Linked DNA regions of Homo sapiens: all the other regions are linked to region 2. Evidence: chromatin loops called from intact Hi-C (ENCODE). Cell type or tissue: GM12878. All regions are shown on one strand.

Region 1 (8,000 bases), 160 kb after region 2:
GTTATACTTACAATGAAAACTGACTCTTCTAAAATTGTTAGGAGACAACATAGAATTGGAGTTAACTTTCATTTGGACCTCTTCTACTTGGGAGCTAGTAGAAAATTACTTAATCTTCATTTTCCCACATGTCAAATGAGTTACTATCACCTATTTTGCCCACCTCAGTTAAAGAAGTATTTTTTCGGTGTTATGATGGCAAAAGGAGATATATATGAATACATCAGTTTATTTTATGTTAATTCTGATGACTTTCCTTTTGGTCTAGAAGCTTCTGTACTGTCAATGTCCAGTGATGTCCATGTTGACCTCCAGTTGAGGCATCTTAGGCCTAGCAATGAGGCCATTTGAGATCAAAGCCTTCCAACTGGGGAATGTGGCACTTAACTCTCTCTTCCCAAGTCAGGCCGGAGATGTGAGGATGGACACAGCTCTCCTGTTGTGTTTTGTACACACTGAATTTAATATCCAACCAATTTGCCCTTTATATCCAATCAAAGAATAAGTGGCTCATGAGAACAGAGTACAGTCCTGCAATTCTGCATTTCTTCCTTGTGTTTATTCTTTGACCTATTTATTAACAAACACAAAACACCTTTCCTCTTAAAAAACACAATATTTCAATCCAAATGAAATTATTTTTTAAAAAATGACATTAGGATATGTACAGTTTTCTCTCCAATGTAGTTTCCAACCCCAATAAGTAAGTTCTACGCTCTGAAGAAGCTACATAGAAATTAAACTAAGTGTATCCAAACAAGTTCATAATTTTTATGCTACTGTCTCCTTTAAGGCCTAAGAAATTACCTATTGACCCTTTTAAATATTAAATCCCTTTTATTATCCCTTTTATTGGCCATCTACTTAATGTTAAGTGAAAGAGCCCTAAAAATAGGTCCAACATTTAAAATCTGTGATAATTGCCCTTGAATGGGCAAGAGAGTAGACCTGTCTGTATCGAGTGCTCATGAAGTCAAATCTTGCGGGGCTTTTCTGATCTGGACTGGGAAACCACGTCAGCCCTTTGGGCCTCCTGCTGAAATGGACTCTTTCAAGTAGGAAACATAAATTAAGTCAAAAGATTGGAGTTCTAGAAAATCTGCCATTCCCCACCCCTCTCCAAAGCCATAGAAGAAAATAAAAGAGCAAGAGGAAAGAGATTTGTGAAATGGCTAATGAAAACTAGTCACATAAGGACATTAAGCCAAGAAAATCTGAATGGGGAAACTAAGCGTCAGATATGAGAATGTTAAGGAGATGGTTACTCTCCCTGGTTGTGTAAAGCTGGGCGGTTTTCACAGCCATGTGGTGTACCTGCTGACTAGTCACTTCATGCTGCTACACAGAGAAACTTGGAAGGCACTAAAGGCTTCTGAAGGGCACTTGTCACCATCACATAATAGGATATTTTGTGGTCTGGAAAAATTATTTGATTGAATGCTTTAGCGATTTCAATAGTGATTTGTTCCTTCTGTCACATTTGTTACATCTGTGTTAGCATCCCAGGGAAAACAATACAGTTGTGATTTGTTACCTGTATTGTTTTCAGAATAAAAACTGGATGACTTCCTGTGTGTGTGTTTATTTTTCCCTCACCAGGTGAAGCTGTTACTCAATAATTAACATTAGGTTTAGACACTGGGTTTAAGAAATAAACAAAGCACTTGATTGTTTTTTTTACACCTCCATTATGGGGAAGAACTTTAGGGGAAGGCAGGGAGAAAAGACTTTTCAAGAAATTGCTATACAACACGATGAAGAAATCTCTCTGTGATTATAAAAACATAAAAATATAGTTGGATGGTGAGACCACCTGATTCTCCTGGGAACTCTGCTGACATTTCTGATAATAGAGAAGGGTCTCTGTGTGAATCTCAGAAGCATTCTGTAATTTTTCCCTCTTCTCTCTTCAGCTCAATGGGTTCCTGGCCAAACCCCAGGACCAGGCATTGAGAGAGAGGCTGGGTCTCAGCTCACTCTCAAGATGAAGTGAAATGCCAGATGTGCTCCAAATACTGTCTGAAATCTCCAGGGAAGTTAGAAAAAAAAACTTCAGAGCTGTCTACTTTGTGAACAAAAAAAATCCCCAAATTAAGCCATCCAGGGTAGCTTCTGACCGACTCTTTGGTGCTTGTCTCCTATGGCACGGTTGAGAAATCCTGTTCCAGTCAACGTGGGTCTCTATGGGAAGGTGCTGAGTGAGGGTGTTTGGGGAAGGTCACATTTCAAGTGGAAAGTGAAAATCTGCACAGCATGGGAAAAGGAGAACCACTGTCCACAGGAGACAGGTCTTCATTAGTCTTAACTAAAATATTGACATTTCAATTGGACCTTTGGTAGTAATTGCTCTGTTGCACAAATACAAAATGTCCAGCCAGGCCAGAACTTAGAATACCTGTCCTAGATGCTTAAGAGTAACTAACAAAAACTAGATAGATTTCAAAAGTATTAGAAAACACGACACAGACTGGGAGAATATGTTTGCAAATGACAGCTGTAAAGGACTGTTATCGAAAGTTCACACACAAAATAACTTAAAACTCAACAATAAGAAAACAAGTAACCCAATTAAAAAATAGTCAAAATACCTGAATGTCAAAGAAGATACACAGATAGCAAAGAAGCATATGAAAAGATGCTTGATGTGGCATGTCATTAGGCAACTGGAATTGCAAATTAAAATGACAATTAGATACCACTATGTACTTATTAGAATGGCCTAAGTCCATGACACTGATAACACCAAATGTTGGTGAGGATGCAGGGCAACAGGAGCTCTTATTCATTGCTAGTGGAATTGCAAAATGGTACTGTCACTTTGAAAGATGGTTTGATAGTTTCCTACAAAACTAAACATACTTTTATCATACACTCCAGCAATTTCACTCCTTGATATTTTCCCAAAGGAGTTGAAAACGTATGTCTACACAAACACCTGCATGCAGATGTTTATAGCATCTTTATTCTTAAGTCCCAAAATTTGGAAGTAACCAAGACTTCCCTTAATAGATGAATAGATAAATATTCAGTACAAAAAGAAATGATCTGTTAAGCCATGAAAAGACATAGAGAAAGTTTAAATGCATATTACTAAGGGAAAGAAGCCATTCTGAAAAGGTTACATACTGTATGATTCTAACTATGTTACACTTTGGAAAAGGTGAAACTGTGGAGACAGTAAAAAGACCAGTAGTTTCCAGGGGTTGGAGGGAGTAGGAACAGAGGGCACTTAGGGTAATGAAACTACTCTGGATGGTACTGAAACAGTGGATACTTGTCATTACACATTTGTCCAAACCCACAGAATGTACAACCTCAAGGGTAAACCTCATGGTAATGGACTTTGGGTGATAATAATGTGTTAATGGAAGTTCATGGATTGTAACAAATGTACCACTCTGGTGGGGGATGTTGATAACGTTGTGGTGGGGGGAGGTTGTGCAGATGTGAGTACAGGGTGTATATGGGAACTCTGTAATTTCCACTCAATTTTGCTGTGAACTAAAACTTCTCTAAAAATATAAAACCTAGTAAAGAAAATGGATGGCTTGAAATTTGGAGAAAAGTAAAAAATGTCAGATATAAGAGGCAATGACAATAGAGAAGCTCTCTTTCCTTTTAGCACCATTGGCCCTTCTTTGATTTCTTAAAACCCATTTACACCTAGTGTTCCCATTATTGGAACGCAAAGCATGTGGGAGTTATTTATATCCTATTGCTCAAGGTCATCGCCAAGGTCTGATTGCAAAAATTCAAAAAATTGCAACCTCAGGTATAAATGGGTTAATAATCTTGAAATGCCTACTATTCATGGAGTCCATTTGGGCATGGAAGGGCTTCCCATGCGTTATGCCACTCAATCCTGATAGCTGCCCTATTTATAGGTGTCAGATTAGATAAAGAACCTGAAGTTCAGGGAGGCTCTGTGGTTTCCATAAGGGAGTCCAATTCATGCGGAGGTCAAAATAAAAATGCTAATGCATAATTTATGAACACCCTTCCTGGGATTCTTAATCCTGATTTTATACACATCAGAATCTCTTATGGAACTTCCAAACATGCACATTTTTAGGTCTTACCCAACACCTCCAGGTAGGGGGTTGGGAAACCTTGGCTTTTGCTTATTTATATATTCAGCTTTCCAGCAGATTCTGAGGCGTAGCCCTTCAGAGCCACACCACAGGCCTAGAATGAGTAGGCTGTGCTTGGCAGGATTGGAGAAGGCCAGAGAAGTTGCAGAAGAGCCTCAGGCTGGTGCTTGGAAGAGAGCATAGGCACGAGGTTGGCTCTGTTGCCCAGCATCACCAAGGACACTGCAAGAACCTTCTTCTTCACTGTGCCTGGGAGTTTTAAAAATCATTTTCCTTGCTTCCAGCCCCCAGCCCAATTCCTCACACAGAGTTGGTACTCCAGCATGCTTGACAAATGACTACACAAATGCTTCATTCTCTCCATAGCTCATAACACAGGAAATTTAGGGTGTAGACTGAAAGGGTGTGACTGACATCTGGAGAGCAATATTCTGTAGTCAATGAAAGAATGGGAAGGAGCAGAATTTTCTGAATGGCTGAACACCAGACCTTCCTGCATGTCATTTCATTCCTTCTCAAGACTGCCCTCCAAAGTAACTTCCGTTACACACACTGAACAAACGAGCAGCTGGGGTTCAGCAAATTTGCATATCCTGCTCACAGTCACAGGGCTAGTGTGGGAAAGGCCAGAATTGCCACCTATTTATCTGACACAAAGCCCATGCCCTTTCTGCTTTATACGCTGTGTCTCTGGATTATAGAATAGTCTTTGTCAGAACAGCACCATTCAATGGAAATATAAGACAAGCCACAAATGTGAACCACATATGTCATTTTAAATTTTCTAATAGCCATATTAAAAAGATAAAAAGAACAGATGAAACTAATTTTAATGATATTTAACCTAACATAACCAAATTATTATCATTTAAACATGCAGTCAATTAAAAAATCTCAAGAAGCTATTTTACATTATTTTCTTCATGCTAAGTTTTCTTTTTTCTTTTTTTTTCTAACATAAGATCTTTTTAAAATTTTTTTTTATTATTATTATACTTTAAGTTTTAGGGTACATGTGCACAATGTGCAGGTTAGTTACATATGTATACATGTGCCATGCTGGTGTGCTGCACCCATTAACTCGTCATTTAGCATTAGGTATATCTCCTAATGCTATCCCTCCCCCCTCCCCCCACCCCACCACAGTCCCCAGAGTGTGATGTTCCCCTTCCTGTGTCCATGTGTTCTCATTGTTCAATTCCTACCTATGAGTGAGAATATGCAGTGTTTGGTTTTTTGTTCTTGCGATAGTTTACTGAGAATGATGATTTCCAATTTCATCCATGTCCCTACAAAGGACATGAACTCATCATATTTTATGGCTGCCTAGTATTCCATGGTGTATATGTGCCACACTTTCTTAATCCAGTCTATCATTGTTGGACATTTGGGTTGGTTCCAAGTCTTTGCTATTGTGAATAGTGCCGCAATAAACATATGTGTGCATGTGTCTTTATAGCAGCATGATTTATAGTCCTTTGGGTATATACCCAGCAATGGGATGGCTGGGTCAAATGGTATTTCTAGTTCTAGATCCCTGAGGAATCCCCACACTGACTTCTTCATGTTAAGCTTTCAAAATCTGGTGTGTATGCCACATTGACAGCACATCTCAATTAGGACCAGCCACATTTCAAGTGGGACATGTAGCTCATGGGGGCTAGATGGACAGTAGTACAAATCTAGACAATTAGTTGTGCTATGAGGGCATTTACTTGGGTTAATGTGGGAGAACATGTTGTTGGTAACTCAGGAAGAGATGACACTCTGAAGGGCAATTAGGCAGTTTGGTGCCAAGAAAATATGTTCATTTATTTCATAAACTACTGAGTACCTACTTCATGCCAGACACTGTTCTAGGCCCTGGGGTAGAGAGGTGAACAAATCCAAGTGCTTTCACTAATGGAGTCTACATTCTAGGAGAGAAGACAGACAATAAGCAAATAAACACATAACGTAAGTGATTTGAGAAAAATGATGTCAGAAAGCAGATAGAATGTGGCAAGGGCTGTTTTTGATGCATTAACAAGGAGAGGTCTTTCTAAGGAAATGATATTTGAGAAGCGACTGAATTAAGCCAACATAGGAATATCTAAGGAAAGGGTGTTTTTGGCAGAAGGAACCTGAAGATGGCAACAGGCTTTGTATATTCTGGGAGTAGCAAGGCCAGGCCAGTGTTGGAGGAAAGGGCTGATGGTGAGGAAAAAAGACTCAAGAATGAGAATGGAGTTGGCTCATGTGAGGGTTCATACGGTGGGGTAAGGACTGTTCAAGTGTGGTGGGAAGTCTTCATAGAGTTTTGAGTCAGGGAGTGGGGTGCTGTGATCTACATATTCTGTAAAGGGTAATTCTGGCCACCGTATAAAGAATAAAATGGGGTTAGAGTAGCATAGGGTGGGCAATGACAGGTTGTTACTGCAGGAAATGTGTCAAGCTCTGAGGAATATGTCCAGCTATATTGAAAAAAGGATGAGCGAACAATGGACAAGATTCAATTCTCATGGTACAGCTATCCTAAGTGCTGGTTTATATGGTATATAGACACAAGGTGATAATCAGAGAGCATTTCTCACATTACACAGTTGAATGATAGGAAATGAATTACCAAGACAGGAACCCAGACAGAGAATTATATGAGGGCCAATTGCCAAAGCTAGGGTAGGATGGCTTCCAGAAGACAAGAATTTGATCAGGAACCCAGAAATGCCAGACCCTGCCTTAGCCCAGCCACTTCTCTTCTCTCAGAGGGGCCCAAGGAAGGCTGAATTACAAAAAAATGATATGTGGGAAGTAAGAGTAGTACTTCATTGTTATTGACCTTGTATTAAAAGCTTCAGTTTAGAGATACTGGGTTAAAAATGGTGCAAGAGTCATGAAAGGGCGGTTCCCCTCTCTTAGGCACAAATCTTGGAATCTTACAAAAACAGATGAGAGCAGCCCTTTAATAGAATGTAAGCTTTTTAAGGGCTGGGATCCTATCTTGTTTATAGCCATATCCCCAGAGATACAACATCTAATACATATTCAATATTTGTTGCGTCCATCCACCCATTCCTTTGACAACTCCTACATCTAATGAACATTTTGACCAGGCACTGGGCTACAGCAGGGAGGAGACATGGCCATTGCATTCTGAATTCATAGTCTGCCATCAGAAACAGCCTTTCACTACAGGATGGTGAGTTCTTTGTAGAGGAGGGACAGCTTGCTCTGAAAGCATGAAAGACGATTCTCAAATCCAAGGCAAGGAAGGGTGGGGAGCCTCCCCTGAGGCAATGGTGCCTGCCCAGATCTGTGTTGGGTTTAGAGTGGGAGATTTCTGGCATTTGTAGACAGTAAAGATACACTCTGTTGGTAAACTGGCTGGCATGTAGGTAGCTTGAATGCAGAACTGAATATTTAGAATGATAGAATGATGATTAGTTGGCAAATTTAAATGGTGATATAGCCTCATTAATATGTATAACCTATGCTTTTCCTAAATTTGGTAAAATCAAAAGCAGGAATATATGCTCATTTTTAAAACTCTACATTCATACCATTCATTTGTGTAATATGGCATCTAATACCTGATTATCATAATTTTACCTAAATAATGAATAAATTAGACAGGGGAAAAATTAAAACCTTTCATATTAGACACAATTGTAATTCTTTTACTGTAACATTCACAGTTAAATTCTTAATTAAGCTTGTATGCTTCTTTTACAGAAATACATTTTGTAGATACAGTTAATTTTTTAGTATTTGCATCCATGAGAGGAAAGAGCAGCATAGATAATTCCCCAAAACCAAAGTTTAAAATCCTTTTCCGCTGAGCTGTGTCTATCCTGTACAATGACTGATATTTGCTTTCCTAAATGATGCTCTTTATGGGATAATATTAACATATGTTTGTATATTGAGAAA
Region 2 (8,000 bases):
GCCCCTCCTTGCTGGGTGATCAGGCTACTCCTCTTCCTGACCCCTGACTTCCTGAGGCTGTGCTCAGTTTTCTAACTGCAGGAGATGTTCCTTTCCCAGGAAACTATCCCCTCTTCCAGTGCTTTTCTTGATTACCTCTGCCCTCTCTGTTCTTCATCTTCTCTGATTAGCTCCAGCATTGATGTCCAGGAGACACAATTAGCACTCCATTATATTCATACATTTCATCTGTGCTACATAATACTAGCTTTTCCCCTTGCCTCCCGTCCTCTCCCCTTTTCTTTTTCCTTTTCTTTTCGAGACAGGGTCTTGCTCTGCCATCCAGGATGGAGTACAGTGGTGTGATCACGGCTTACTGCAGCCTTGACCTCCCACGCTTAAGTGATCCTCCCACCTCAGCCTCCTGAGTAGCTGGGACTGTAGGCGCTTGCCATTACATCAGCGAAATTTTCACATATTTTGAAGAGATAGAGTCTCCCTAATCTTGCCTAAGCTGTTCTCGAGCTGCTAGGCTCAACAAATCTTCCCATCTTGGCCTCCCGAAGTGTTAGGATTACAGGTATGAGGTACCAGTTTTTCTTAGTGTTTAATGTATTACTTGCGTTTTGTATTGTTGCTACTTTAAAAAATGCCACCTAGTATTCTGAAATCTATCAGAAAGTGTGATACAGTGAAAAGATCATGTATTTTGGATTCTGGGTAAGCAATTTCCTAGCTGTGCATTTTGGGCAAGATACTTAACCTCTCTGAGCCTCAGTTTTCTTATGTGTAGAATTCAGATGATATCTACTTCACAGGATTTTTGTAAGGATTACATCACTGTACTTTTCTTACTTCCTAGGTTGCTGGAGGGCAGAGAAAGTGTCTTACTCCTTTATGCTATTGACATCTACCACAGTGCTTAAGCACCCAGTAGGCATACAGATTGACCTCAGTTTATTGTCAGACTTTTGCATCTTGTCAGATATTTTCCCATTGTTTCTATACTTGCACACCCCTCTCAACTTACCTTTCATGCAACATTCTATTAATAGAGTATTAAAAGTCTATTAAGTCTTAATAAGTCTTATCAATTAAAAGTCTTAAGCATCTATTATCACTGTCTTAAAAGTCCTAGCTTATTGTATTGTCTGTTTAACTTCTGACAGACCTCTAAGTTAATTTTACAAAATATTTCCTGAGCATGACCTCTTTGAAATAAATCTCCCCCACCTGTCCATGGCTATTCCCCATAGACCCACTTCCAGTCGCCCATTTTATATTATTTCCCGATCACAACACTCTAACTCCACAAAGCCGGCTTGCTATTTTTTGATGCTCTTTTTCAGCTTTCACTTGCTATGGACACCACTTCAGGTTTGTTGCCCTTGGATGCAGGTGTTTCTGAGATAGGCAGGGTGTTTTATAATATATGAATACTTTCACTGCCTGCATTCTGAAGATTTGGAGATGCAGGTTATCTGCTCTTGAAACCTTCTTTGCTTTTTTCATGGTTCTAAGTTTCATCGCTGTTTCAATAAGCATTAACTCTTGATTGCTCTCTTTGGCTGCATTTTTCAGCTTTAAATGTGTTTTTTTTTTCTACTGCCCTTATAAGCCAGGGAGCAGAGGCTTTCATGTCTTCAGGAAGTCTCTCTTCCTCCTTCTTCTCTGATTACATCCTGCTGATATCCTTATGAAGTCTGGATCTTTTGTCAGATGAACTTTGCTTCCTACCATTGCACCGTGATACATTTTTATGCTAGCATTATAGTGTCTGATATCTGCTTGGCTTGGACTTGCTGGCAGTAATCTTTATAGGTGAGATGATTTATTGTGGAAAATTGAATCCCAAAAGTGTCTTAAGAAACTGTTTTTTTCTTTTGGTGTAGATTTTAGGAGAGACCTTCTTTCCTGCTTTCATTGATTTCCTGTGGCTGAGTGATATTTGCAAAGAGTTCCAGCCTAATATCTCTTTTTGTAAATCAGCAGTCAATTCTTTGAGACTATTTTTAGCTCTAGAATGTTTAATAAGCCTTTCTCTTTATATATGATCAATATGGTGGTTCTAAACTGGTGCGCCTGGACTTCTTACAGGAATGTCCTCAAACTTTGGTCAATGTTTAAAATTTAATTTTGCTAACATTGAGTCATACAGTTTTGCTGTTAGGGTGTTGTTTGTCACATGAATTGTTGACCTGAACAGATCGTATAATGCACTATACTTTGGGGTGCTGCTTGTGGCAAACGTGCATTTCAAAGTATAGCATAATGTCAATTTAGTGTCAAAGAAAGGGTTTCCATTTACTGGAACGTTGATTCTTACCTTCCTTAATTCTAAGGGATTGTGGTCAAGGCAGAAAACAGTTCTCAGAGAGAGTTGTGTAAGGTGGCTAAGGGTAGTAGGATGGCCATAGACACTCCTATAGGGGTGTGAAACATGATTATTTTTTGTGATACTTCATGTTTTGTAAGTATTTCTGTCTTTTTACAATCTTGTCTTTAGACTTTTGATATTTTCATTTATATCACCAAAAAAGTATAATATGTGAAGGAATACATGCCGTGAACATACTAAGGTTTATTCTGGGCAGGCCTAAAGAGAAGGAAGGCTTACTATGCTGTCTGTATTATTTTCATTTGGGTTAGGGAGGAAGTGGACCTTTCACATTATTAATGACTCTTCAGGAAGTAGTGTCCTCATTGCCCTTTAACTTTTTGAAAGTAGGTGGCAGCATACCTATAGCTACTTCCAAAAATAGGACTGTGACTTTCTGAAACGCTCTCCTTTGTTCTTCGGAGATGCTCCATGATCTCCCTTTGTGCCCTCCATCACCTACAGATTGCAGAAGTGGGCAGGTGGGCTGGAAGCAGCCTTTTTCCCACAAAGCTGTTTGTGAATTTCCTTGCACGGTTTCATCAGGGCAAGTATTCAGAGTTTTCTAGTAGTAATTAATGGTGTCCTTCCCTTGCAGGATAATAAGGATAACAACCAGACCTATGTAGACCAGATTCTGTTGCTCATAAACTCCATGCTGTTGTTAATACATTTGGTTGGATTTGTAACAAGAAGGGCTAGGCATTTTCTTACTTGCTTTTTCATCGTACAATACTTGGAGTCCCTTTATTGAAAGTTCCAGAGCTATTGTACTTGTGACAAAATACAGTAGGTTATCAGATTTTACTGAGGACCATTTTCAGAAATTGGTAATCTTGCCTGATTAGTATATTAAAAAATACTTAATGAGTATTTATCACCTTCAAGTCCTCAAGGGAAAGCTCCAAGAAAGTCAGTGGAATGGGGATCCAGATACCTATATTAAATCAATACAGCATCGTAGATTTCTGCAGTTTTCTTTGGTACCGTGTTTGCCTCATTCAGAGCCAAAAAGATCCCTTATGGAAACAGGTTTATGTATTTGAAAATCTCTGGCATTCTTTACTTTAAAAAAGGCTGCAAGTGAAGTAATTGCTATGAACTGTCTTGCTATATGAGGAAACTAGGAACTCTTTTGTTGAAGTTCTCCCCACACAACTACAGACTAGTAACTAGACCCTTATCTGAGTGTCAGTTCTGTATTTCAACCAGAAGGGTGCACTGTTGTATCTTATTTATTGCTTGGGGTTGGTGGGGAGGAAGAAAAGGAACAGAACAATGTTCTTTCCAACCATTATATGTCCTGGTAATTTGCTTTTTCTTTTGAATTTTATTAGCACCCTAGTTCAATTCTTGAATTCCTGGATTCTCTTCACACCTTTCTTAGTACAAGTGAATAAACAGAAAGTTCACAGAGGAAGAAGTTGCCAGCATGTTGAAAAACTGACTAAGGAATATTGCCTTACCTTTTCCAAATGTTCTCTCCTCTGAGGGAGGAGTTTATCACCTTTGTTACAGATGGGACAGGTTTGGCAGTAGATGCCTGCAGATGCAGAGCTCTGGAATGTTCCCAGCCTTAACATCTGGGGTACAGCTGGCTTATTCCCAACTTTCTTTCCTGCTTTCCTGGACTGGGGTTATTGTTTTGGGGCTTAATTACACTCTGGCTCTAAGGAGGAAGACACGATCATCCTCTAGATGTTATTTAGGCCCCCAAATTGGTACTGTTGAGGTATTAGATTTTCACTGGAAAAAATATGTATGTGTTGTCCTTTCTAACTAATTCTTTAAAAAGTCACACATACAACCGAATCAATAACAATAACAAAAAGCCCTTTATCCTGAAAGCTTATTGCTAATGAATCATCTTACATAGACCATGCAAGGAAAGAGCAAGACATACATGAAATACTTGTCTGAAACTTCTTTGGAGATATATTTGTTTTTGGTTATAGTTGCATAGATACAGAAATACATGTTCAATGTCAGATTTCTCAAGTGTGGAATTGACATGGTAAACAGCTAGGAGTTTATTGATACTCTCTTGTTAACACCGTGCATTTCAGATTTCAGATTTCAGAGTTTTCCCATGAATCTTTTTTGTTTTTTCTTTTCTTTTCTTTTTTTTTGAGATGAAGTTTTGCTCTTGTTGCCCAGGCTGGAGTGCAATGGCATGATCTTGGCTTACTGCAACGTCTGCCTCCCAGGTTCAAGCGAGTCTCCTGCCTCAGCCTCCCTAGTAGCTGGGATTACAGGTGGCTGCCACCACACCTGGCTAATTTTTTGTATTTTTAGTAGAGACGGGGTTTCACTATGTTGGCCAGGCTGGTCTTGAACTCCTGACCTCAGGTGATCCACTGGTCTCGGCCTCCCAAAGTGCTGGGATTACAGGCTTGAGCCACTGTGTCCGGCCTTCCATGAATCTTTCTAATTATATACTATCATGATTTTTAATTAACAACATCTGAAAATATGAAGGGTTGCCTCTTATATAAGAAAGTAAGTACAAAGAAAATGGTAACATCAGCCTCAGGATGTGTGAATGGCTCATCATAATTTTATCTATGTTTAAAATGTAAGGAAAAAGATGAGAAGAAAATATGCCTAAATGAACAATGCCATTGCCTCTGGATGGTATGATTATGGGAGATTTCTTTCTGCTTTTTGACACTTCTGTACTGTTCAAATTATTTACAATGAGAATATGTTATGTTTATAATTAGAAAAGAAAAAATAGCTTGTCCTGTGCAAACTGAAATAGTCAAAGCAATTTAATAGGAAGTTTCTCAACATCATCTTGTTACAGATACCAGATTTTAGCATTTAAAGGCAAAAGTTTTAAAATGTAAATGGTCATATGCATTTATGGATTTAACATTTAAAAATCAACTTCAACTCAACAGTGTCCAATTTCTAAGGGTTGCCTTGCTACATACACATGAATATTGATTTGAATCCTGAAGTTACCATTTTCATAGTAGTGTCCATCCCTATTCAGCATTCTGTAACCACAGCTAAAGGGCTGACACCTATCTGACTACAATTCAATAAAATAGCTAGTATCACTCTTCTTTCTTTCTGTTTTTGGGTAAGCCAATTCTTGGACTAAATTAACCCAGTCAACTGATGACCTCTCTATCATGAAAGCACAATGCAAGTAACTAAAAATATTTGGATCAATTAATGACCAAACAGACTCTCCCTAGCACCTGTGCTACCATTTTAGTTTATTTTGTTTTAGTTTTTTTAAGGTATGCACAGGAGACTGGGCCTGTGCAGCTAAACAAGAACAGTAACCCTTGTTATTGGGATGGTGCCCACTAGGTAGATGGTAGAAGTTTGATTTTGCCTCTGTGGATCTAGTAGGCAGGCATTTTTCAGGCATGGATCTGGGACTAGGATAAAGTTAGTGAGGTGTTTGCCTCACATTAGTCTCTGCCTTATCGGTAACTCTGGGAATAGTTAAGCCATGACTGTTTATGTTTCCCATAAAAATATAACTCCTGGCTGGCCGCGGTGGCTTACGCCTGTAATCCCAGCAATTTGGGAGGCTGATCGCTCCCAAATGGGTGGATCACCTGAGGTCACGAGTTCAAGACCAGCCTGGCCAACATAGTGAAACCCCATCTCTACTAAAAATACAAAAAATTAGCCAGGCATGGTTGTGGGTGCCTGTAATCCTAGCTAGTCAGGAGGCTGAGGCAGGAGAATCACTTGATCCTGGGAGGTGGAAGTTGCAGTGAACCGAGATTGCACCACTGCATTCCAGCCTTGGCGACAGAGTGAGACTCCATCTCAAAAAATACAAAAATTAGCCAGGTGTGGTGGTGGGCACCTGTAATCCCAGCTACTCAGGAGGCTAAGGCAGGGAATCGCTTGAACCCAGGAGGCAAATGCTGCAGTGAGCTGAGATCACACCACTGCATTCCAGCCTGGGTGACAGAGTGAGACCCCATCTCAGGAAAAAAAAACCAAAAACAAAACTATATATATATATAAAATATATATATTTAATATATGTAATATATATAATAAAAAATATATATTTAATATATGTATATAATATATAATAAAATATATATTATGTGTATAATATATAATAAAATATATATTATATGTATAATATATATAATAAAATATATATGTATTATATATATAATAAAATATATATGTATAATATATATAATAAAATATATATTATATGTATAATATATATAATAAAATATATATTATATGTATAATATATATAATAAAATATATATTATATGTATAATATATATAATAAAATATATATTATATGTATAATATATGTATAATAAAACATATTATATGTATAATGTATGTATAATAAAATATATATTATATGTATAATATATGTATAATAAAATATATATTATATGTATAATATATATATATATATAAACTCCAGTGAATAATGTGTGCTTGTATGTAAATACCACAACTTATAGAAACAACTTATCTCTCCTGGAAATTGACTTCTACAACATGTGGCAATTCAAGGTACAGCCAGTGAGCCAGGATGTTGCTGTCCCAAAGGTCTCCAGGGTCACTCAATTAACTGTGACCTAGGTTATACATTTTGCTCTATGAAGGTAACCCCCGCCAAGGTCTATTTAAGTCATTTTGCCTGTGGATCTATACACATAGTTTGGATATTCCTAAGACTTTTATACAAACGTTAATGGGTCAGTGGTTGGTATTAGTGCTCTGTTGAAAATGTAACCATGGAATTTGAGTTAAAGGAGTAAAAAATTCAAAAGGGTAAATGCCCATTTTTACTGCATCATAATTTTTTCTGTATTACTACATTGTATTTCATATGAAACTTCAGTATACTATTAATACATGTGTATTTAATTGGAAAATTATTATATATGGCTGACATTTTCACCATTTTTTTTTTAGCTCTGTCAAACATGAGGGATATGAAACTCTTCTTTTAAAGGTAGTAAACCACTATGGTAGTTATTCTCTCCATCTCTTGGTGGGAGATGAGGATGTGGTGGGCATATCCGACTCTCCAGTGGAATATGTTTGGGTTAAAAAAGACATATCCTTCTGCACCCACAGTTGAAAATCTTGGGTACTGAGTGTTATGGTGCTTCATATATAATATAAAATTTTTATAATTGGTATGTACTTAGCTTATTCTTACTAGATACCAAGCAAAGGGGAACTTCATTCTTGTTTATTTCTTGTTTCACAAAGGTTATGAAATGATTTCCTTAGTCATCTTTCTAGCCTTATAGACTTAGTACCTGTAATATTATGATATAATAAATATATATTTGATCTTTATTCCTAGTTTCTGGCACAGAGATCCTAAAACCCTTGGAATTAAGAAATTAATGATAAGGAATATAGGAGCATCTTTTATTATTCATAATAAGCCCCTTCCAACCATACCTGAGCTAGTGCTAATGAAGTACTCTCGGGAGGATGGGGGCCGGTAGCCGAAGGAACCAACCGTGTGATTGGAAGCCTAGAACTTTTAACCCCACCCTCTGACCTCCTTAGTCACTGGTGACCAACAATCTAGTCAACCATGCCTATGTAATGAAGCCTTCATAAAAACCCCAAATGAGGTTTGGAGAACTTTTGGCTCAGTGAAAAAGTGTGCATC
Region 3 (8,000 bases), 170 kb after region 2:
CAGAATGGAGACCTAGCAAGGTCCATCCATGATAATGTAATATGGCTGTGACTTCAAATAAATGGAACACCAGGCATTATTCCTCTTCTGCTTTCTTTGAGGCAGTCACACCTCCTGACATTATTCTGGTTACCTTGCTGAACCCAGGAGAAGGGAACAAGTAATTGTGGATGGAACAAAGTTCACCTTATAAACATTGTCAGGAAATGCTGGAGGTTCTTGAGTCCGCCATCATCTTTATGCAGCATTCATGGCTCCCAGGCTGAACTGAGAATGCTCTGCTTTTTAGATTTGAGGGGGAAGCTATATTGGGTCAGAAAGGGGCTTCATGCCCACTATGGGAATGAGAGCCTGAGGAATTGAATTCTGAGTCTTTCTTAATTGTGTGATTTCTCTTTCTGCTTGACAGTTTCATCTCTACTGAGCCACTGGCTGTCTTTACTAGGAACTTTCTCCTAACAGCAGAATGAGAGTTTCTAAATAAAGACATGAACTTTTTGTGTAGGTGTCTTTGCTTATTTGGCATTTTCCATCTTGGGGTGGGAGGTTGGATGGAATAGCTTTCGTAGGTAGTGCTTTTGCTGTCCCTACTTGCTCAAAATATCGGCCTGGGGTATCAAGAACTGAACCAATTAAAAAATCTTGTTTCCTGTGCTGGTGCTCTTTCCTTTAACACAGTGGTTTTCTCTCTTACCTACTGCTACCCAAAGTTATTTCCATTAGGTGTTTCTTTCCTGCTGCCATGTAAAAAGATTAAAAATAGTATTGTAGACAGACTGAATTTAGGGGGAAATTTTTCGGTCCTGTGCACCATTGTGGATTATGTCTTTGAAGCTCACACTGAACTCCTCAAGCTCCATTTTAAGTGTCATTTTATCACATCCCATTCACTTGAGTCCAGAGTCCTGAGCTAGGGAATGGCAGATAATTGCCAATCCCACCATGAAAGTGTTATCTGCATATTAAACACGTCACTCAGGAATCCAGTGAATGAGTCAGAGACAAAAGTTTAAAATAAGATCATCATTCTTGCAGGTCCTCCTTCCATACATTGCAGCAGGAGTCTGTTAGGGACCATATCGAAAAATAGAATTGCAGAAATCAAGTATGTTTCTTTCAGTACCTCTAGGTGGGGAGTGGAGGGTCAGTAGGAGAGAAAATATAGGCTTTGGGTTGAGAGGGATCTGGGTTCGATTTCCCAGCTCTGTGATATTAAACAAATCAATCACTCATCCCTAAGGAGTCTCAGTCTTCTCATCTATAGAACATGGGCAAAATACTGATCTTGCTGGTCAGGAAGATTAAACAGGCATCACCCGTAAAGCCACCTAGCTCATGCCACGCATAGAGGCATCCGGTGGCACATTGCCCTCAACACTGGGTGAATACCATTTTGAGTTAATTACAGCTCTGATTTCACAGACCATTTCCAAAGTTTAATTGTATTTCTTTCATGCAGTCATTTGAACTATCTACAGCGCGTTTCTTGTAGGTTACACCTGGCTACTGGAAGACGTCCTAGGTGATTGTTCAAAGGGGCCCATTGAGAGGTGAGTGATGAGGCTGGTGAGAATTCTGTGGTGTGCTTAAGAGTCTTCTGGGCATTTGCTAAATCTAGTCAGATTCTAGGACTCAACCCCAGAGAATCTGATACAGCGTTTGAAGAGGGGACTCTGAAATTTGCACAATGAAGGTTCTCCTCAGGTACTTACAATGTAGAGGCCTTTCGCACTAGACTTCAAAACACACTGCCAGAAACATGCCCACAGAAGAACCGCTAACGACTTAGTGATATGGAAGGGGGGCAGAGAGGTGCTGGGAAGAAAAGGACATGGTCCCTGGTGAGGGTTCCACCCCCGGCCGGTGCCCACGGACCTAGGTGAGAAGAGGGACTCCTGCATTTGTGGCCAAATATTGCATTTCCCAGGACCACCCTGGCCTGCCACACTGTCATCCTGTGCCTATAAAAACCTAGAAACCCTAGCAGGCAGACACAAAGGTGGCTGGACGTCAAGAGGAGCACATCAGCAGAGGAACACATGGGTGGCTGGATGTCGAGAGGAATGCACCAGTGTAGCACAACACCAGCACACTGGCAGGCCATCGACTGGCAGAACAATGCGGAGTGTGGCTGAGGTGGTTGGAAAAGAGTCGGGCGGCCAAGCGGCCGTACTCCACGGGAAAACCATCTCCCTTCTGGCTCCTCCATCTGCTGAGAGCTACTTCCATGCAATAAAACCTTGCATTCATTCTCCAAGCCCATGTATGATCCGATTCTTCTGGTACACCAAGGCAAGAATCCCAGGATACAGAAAGCCCTCTGTCCTTGTGATAAGACAGGGGTCTAATTGAGCTGACTAACACAAGCCACCTATGGATGGCTAAACTAAAACAGCACCCTGTAATACACACCCACTGGGGCTTCAGCTGTAAACATTCACCGCTGGACACTGCCGTTAGGTTGGGGCCCCACAGCCTGCCCGTCTGTGTGCTTCCCTAGAGGTTTGAGTGGCAGGGCACTGAAGAAGCGAGCCACACCCCCATCGCACGCCCTGCAAGGGGGACAAGGGAACTTTTCCTGTTTCACTAGGATTGACCACTGGGAAAATGCCACTCATGGGAGATGAGACAGCAGCCATCCAGTCACCAGAGAGCTGTGATATCCAGTCACCAGAGAGCTGCGATATGGACAAGCATGGGATTTGTCCTGGAGCCCCAGGGGTCAAAACAGAGCCTGATGGGTAGAAATTCCAGGGAGCAAATTTCCATTTAATATAGATGAGTGCTTTTCTAAGAATTAAAGGTGTCCAAGTGTGGCCTATGTAGCTCCAGGGGAAATGAACCTTCCAACTCAGGAGAAATTTAAATTTGTCTGTCTGAGTGACCTCTGGGAATTTTATAGAGAGGAGATTATCGCATGCTCTTAGCCCCCAATGGCACCCGAATTACTCTTATTGCCATTGCTTATACCTTTAGGTCCAGTGTGTTCACTCTCACAGATATTTGTTACCCATTTACTCAGTGCCTGATTCTATGAGGATGAAGCAGGAAAGTGCTCTGCAAATCCAGGACAGAGTGTGATTTTCGCAGATGCTGTTATTAGAAAAGAAAATGTCGGGTTTCACTTTCCATATGGAAAGAGGTAGTAGGTATTTCTGGTAATGAGAAGAGAGGGAGGGATTACTCATTGGAAGAAAGAGGTAATGAGTAAGCTAGTTCCGCTTTGAGAAGAAAAATGCTTTCACAACAGCTTTTAACAGATTGATTAAGCAAAGTTTTCGTTTTGTTTCAAATAATTATTTGTTTTTCTGCCTTTCTCTTCAGAGCTGTGAAATTCTAGACGTCTCTTAGAAATAAAATGGGTTGCTACACACTTATTTTTCTCAGCTCTATATACATTTCTCCTTCTTCTTTGAAATTTGTGGCCACCATTAATGTATATAGGATGTTCTCATTTTGATTTTCAGTTGAGACACTGCAGACTTTTATGAGGGATGCTTTGGATCAAGCAAGAGACACTGAGTAGTTTCCTTCCTTCCAAGATTTCAAAGCAACAGCACCATATTGAGTCTAAACTCAAAGCCTTTGTTCAGAAGCCAGCAGCTGGCTACTCACACCAAGATGGCATTGGATGTTTTTGGAGTGGGATATCCAGGTGACATTTTAATAAAAGCTTTCATGGGCCAATTATTTAATCTATAGAGTTTTATAATTAGCTGACTTTGAAACCTTATTAAACCCCATGTGCAAGATCATGTGAAATTGTACCTCAAGTTTGATTTTTCTTTGTTGTACCCCTCTTCTCTCCTACTTCCTTGATAGTTGCTATTTGTTTGATATTTTTAAAAATTTCTTATTGACACACAGATCCATCCACAAAACAAAGTCATAAAGGCACCTTGATCTGTAAAGTGTTCTGAGTTTCTTAAAACTCTAGTACAGAATGAGAGTCTCTAGAAGGTAGAAGGCCTAGTTTTGGAAGTTGCCATCAGCATTGGATTTTTGCCGAATAGTGCTATATATGTTCAATAATAAAGTTTTCTGTTTTTGTCAACTATTTCTTATGGAACTATTCTCTGTGATGCTGAGGTTACAGAAAAATATCATTTTTCTGTCACTGTTGGTGTTCTTCAGGACCTCACTTTTAAATAGATGTCCTTTTGAAACCTAGGTGGTTATGTGCATCAGAAAAACACCTTATCCTGTGCCCCATTGGGTGACTTGGACAAAGTAACACAATTTTGGTGGGGGAAATGGTACATATTATGTTTCATAGGAGCCAGATTCCAATAGTAACCATCTGACCCTTGTGATCCTATGTTTTCAATTTTCCTATAAAAGAACGCAACAAACAGTGCTGCTCAAGCCTATTTTTCTATTAAGTGTTCTTTGATTCGTGAGTTGCTGGGTAGATTTTCCATTCTCAGTGTTAGAAGACACGAACATCAAATACTTTTCTCTTAGAGTAACTTCTCATGCAACTGTCTCATGGCATATGCTAAAAGAAAAGAAAGTTCCTTACGTATGAGTACAGAGAAACGGAGCATGATTTTAACCTTGGTTTCAGGTTTTGTTATTTAGTCTTTTTGACTTGAATATGAACTCAAGTGTTTGCTAATTAAAAGAATAAACACAGCAGCCATTGCTCCGCCAAAATACGTTTATCGAGTGCCTATCTTGTGCACAGTCCTTTGCTAGGCTCTGTTTATATAACATATCCTATTTAAAAGGCTGCTTGATAAATAAGCAGTTTGGAAATCCCTGGTGGGAGGTAGGTGGCGATATTCAGTGTAGCTTCCCCAGCTGCCACCTGGAACATGAGTCTGAGAATGTCTATGCAGGAAGATGATTAATTTCAAAAATCATTTCTAGGAAATTCTCTGGATCTTTATATAATTCCCTGGCCTCCAGGGAAAGAAGTTAAGATAACTTGAATTACTTGCCTTGGTAAAAATGTTGAACTGAATCCTGATCTCATTTCTTGCCTCCCCTTCCTTTTCTCTTCTTTCTAAATCAAAGAACAGTTTGACACTAATATGGTTGTTGTATTATTTATCTATTGCTGCGTAACAAGTTGACCCAACCTTAGCAGCTTAAAACAACTAACATCTATTATCACATAGTTTCTGGGAGTCAAGAATTCAAGAGAGGCTTAGTAGCTAAGTGGTTCTGGCTCAGGATTTCTCAGGAGGTTCTGGCTTAGGAGGTGGTGGTTAGGAGGTCAGCAGGGCTGCGGTGATCTAAAGTCTCACTCTCTGGCAGTCTGGTGGAAGGCCTCAGTTTCTCTCTACATGAGCCTCACCATATGGCTGCCTCAGTGTCCTCAGGATATGACATTTGGCTTTCCCTGGAGTGAGTGATGAAACAGAGAGAGAGAGATCAGACAGAAAACAACAGTGATTTTTATAAATTAGCCTCCAAAGGCACATACCTGTCACTTCCTCTTTATTCTGTTTGTCAGAAGTGAGTCACTAAGTCCAGCCCACATTCAAGGGAAGGAGAATTAGATTCCACCTCTTGAAAGAAGGAGTATCAACTAACTGAGAGCACATATTGAAACCACCGCAGCTGCACATGTCATTTAAAGTTTTCAAACATGGTTTCTTCAAAAGAGTCCTAAACACCTTTATCTTGCCTGATTCTGGTACAAGCATCTCTTACTCTAGAAGAATTATTGTATATGATCAGCCTTTTGCACAAGTCTCGGCTCCAACTGCTATCCTATTGCATCTGGAGCAGAATTTGTCTTAGCCAGTAGAGAAATGATAATGTACTGGGACATTTTGCTGTACTCAGAGCACTTCTCTGTGGTTTGAAGACTTCTCATCATCATGTTTTCATGTCATGAGGATGGTATCACTGATGAGCAAGTGTAAGTGGACTGACATTTATCTTGTGAGCGTGGGAGAGAGAGGGCTGCTTCTCTCTAAATGTGTGGTTCTCCTTGGTAAGACAAATGTAAACAAATCATATATTCATAAAGTTTAGAAAAGAAAGTCAGAATATACTGGAAATTGGGATAATAATAAGGCTGTTTATATTTATCTCCTGAGAAACTCTAAGCATTTCTTTTTTTTTTTCTTCTTTTTGACAGAGTCTCGCTCTGTCGCCAGGCTGCAGTGCAGTGGCGTGATCTTGGCTCACTGCAACCTCCACCTCCCAAGTTCAGGTGATTCTCCTGCCTCAGCCTCCTGAGTAGCTGGGACTTCAGGCACAGGCCACCACACCCAGCTAATTTTTTGTATGCTTAGTAGAAACAGGGTTTCACCATGTTGGCCAGGATGGTCTCAATCTCTTGACCTCATGATCCTCCTACCTCAGCCTCCCAAAGTGCTGAGATTACAGGCATGAGCCACCGCACCTGGCCAAGAAACTCTAAGCATTTCTAAGATATTAAGGGACTGCTAGTGAGAAAGGTTTTGTTTAAAAATTATTTTAGATTAACATACAGTAAAATTGAGCATAGTTGGTACACAGATCTATGATAACACATGTATAGCTCCTTCTAACCAGCACCAATGATCAAGGTACTGAACAGTTCCATTCCTCCAAATGGCTCCCTCTTGCTATCCCATCCTAGTCACACTTTCCCCCACCGCTACCTCATTTCAGCCTCTGATTGTCTCTCTATCACCATAGTTTTGTCTTTTTGAGAGTGTCACATAAATGGGTTTACACAGTAGGTAATCTTTTGAGATTAGCTTCTTTCATTCAGCAAAATGCTTTTGAGATTCATCCAAGGTGCTGTGAGTATCAATAATGCATTCCTTTTTATTGCTAAGTAGCATTTTGTGGTATGGTTGTACCACAGCTTGTTCTTACATTCACCTGCTGAGGACAGTTGAGTTGTTTCCAGTTTTTGGCAATTATGAACAGAACCACTATATACATTCATGTATAAGTGTTTGAATGAACATCAATTTTCATTTCTCTAGGATAAATACACAGTAGAGAGATTTTTATGTCATACGGTAATTAATGTAGACTTTAGAAGAAATCGTCAAACTATTTTCTAGGGTGCCTGTACCATTTTGCATCCCACTAGCAACAAAGAAGAGTTCCAGTGGCTTCATGTGATTATCAGCACCTGGAGTTCTCAGAATGTTTATTTTAGTCACTCTATTAGATATGTAGTGATATCTCATTGTCATTTCAATCTGCATTTTCCTAATGGCTAATGATTTTAAACACATATTCATGTATTTATTTGTCTTCCATATACCCTCTTTAATTAAGTGTCTGTTGAAATCTTTTGTTTATTTTTAAATGGGTTGTTTTCTTACAGTTGAGTTTCGTGAGTTCTTTATATATCGTGCTTTTATTGTCATGTCTAGTAACAGCCTAAACCTAGGTCATGAATATTTTCTTCTGTGCTTTATTCTAAACATTTTATAATTTTAGACTTTACATTTAGGTCTATAATCCATTTTATTTATTTCTATTTGTTTAAATTTTTGTGGGTACATAGTAGGTGTATATGTTTGTGGGGTACCTGAGATGTTTTGATACAGGCATGCAATGTGAAATAAGCACATCATAGAAAATGGGGTGTCCCCTCAAGCATTTATTCTTAGAGTTACAAACCAATCCAATGACACTCTTTAAGTTATTTTAAAATGTACAATTAAGTTATTATTGACTATAGTCACCCTATTTTGCTATCAAATAGTAGGTCTTATTCATTCTTTCTAATTATTTTTTGTACCTATTAACCATCTCCACCTCCCTCTCAGCCTCCCACTACCCTTCCCAGCCTCTGGTAACCATCCTTCTACTCTCTATGTCCATGAATTCAATTGTTTTGATTTTCAGATCCCACAGGTAAGTGAGAAAATGTGATGTTTGTCTTTCTGTGTCTGGGTTATTTCACTTAACGTAATGCTCTCCAGGCCAGGCGTGGTGGCTCATGCTTGTAATCTCCACACTTTGGGAGGCTGAGGTGGGTAGATGGCTTGTGGCCAGTATTTTGAGACCAGTCTGGGCAACATAGTGAGACCTCG

The links. Hi-C counts contacts between places; a loop is a spot of excess contacts. Peaks named below come from ENCODE experiments on the same cell type or tissue, not always from the same donor. Only the 100,000 strongest peaks of a DNase experiment are listed, where the experiment ranks them.
Region 1: a loop joins it to region 2, with 6 times the contacts of the local background. A loop is called at or near these places in 2 of 110 quality-filtered maps.
Region 3: it touches region 2 in a loop (4-fold over the local background); 2 of 110 quality-filtered maps call a loop at or near these places.

What each region holds. Positions count from the first base shown.
Region 1 is chr3:59,370,413-59,378,412 of GRCh38, forward strand. All of the region lies in intron 5 of CFAP20DC-DT (CFAP20DC divergent transcript), which reads left to right. Among named protein-coding and RNA genes, the nearest start is that of CFAP20DC-DT, 290 kb to the left of the region's middle. In GM12878, no CTCF peak of the experiment used is centred here; a DNase peak (open chromatin) is centred at 4,609.
Region 2 is chr3:59,208,754-59,216,753 of GRCh38, forward strand. All of the region lies in intron 4 of CFAP20DC-DT (CFAP20DC divergent transcript), which reads left to right. Among named protein-coding and RNA genes, the nearest start is that of CFAP20DC-DT, 130 kb to the left of the region's middle. In GM12878, a CTCF peak has its summit at 3,574; a DNase peak (open chromatin) is centred at 3,598.
Region 3 is chr3:59,383,240-59,391,239 of GRCh38, forward strand. The region is part of intron 5 of CFAP20DC-DT (CFAP20DC divergent transcript); the gene reads left to right. Among named protein-coding and RNA genes, the nearest start is that of CFAP20DC-DT, 300 kb to the left of the region's middle. RefSeq lists an enhancer at 2,934-2,993 and a silencer at 3,164-3,223. In GM12878, no CTCF peak of the experiment used is centred here; DNase peaks (open chromatin) are centred at 3,142, 5,481 and 5,858; H3K4me3 peaks cover 572 bases; H3K27ac peaks cover 3,768 bases.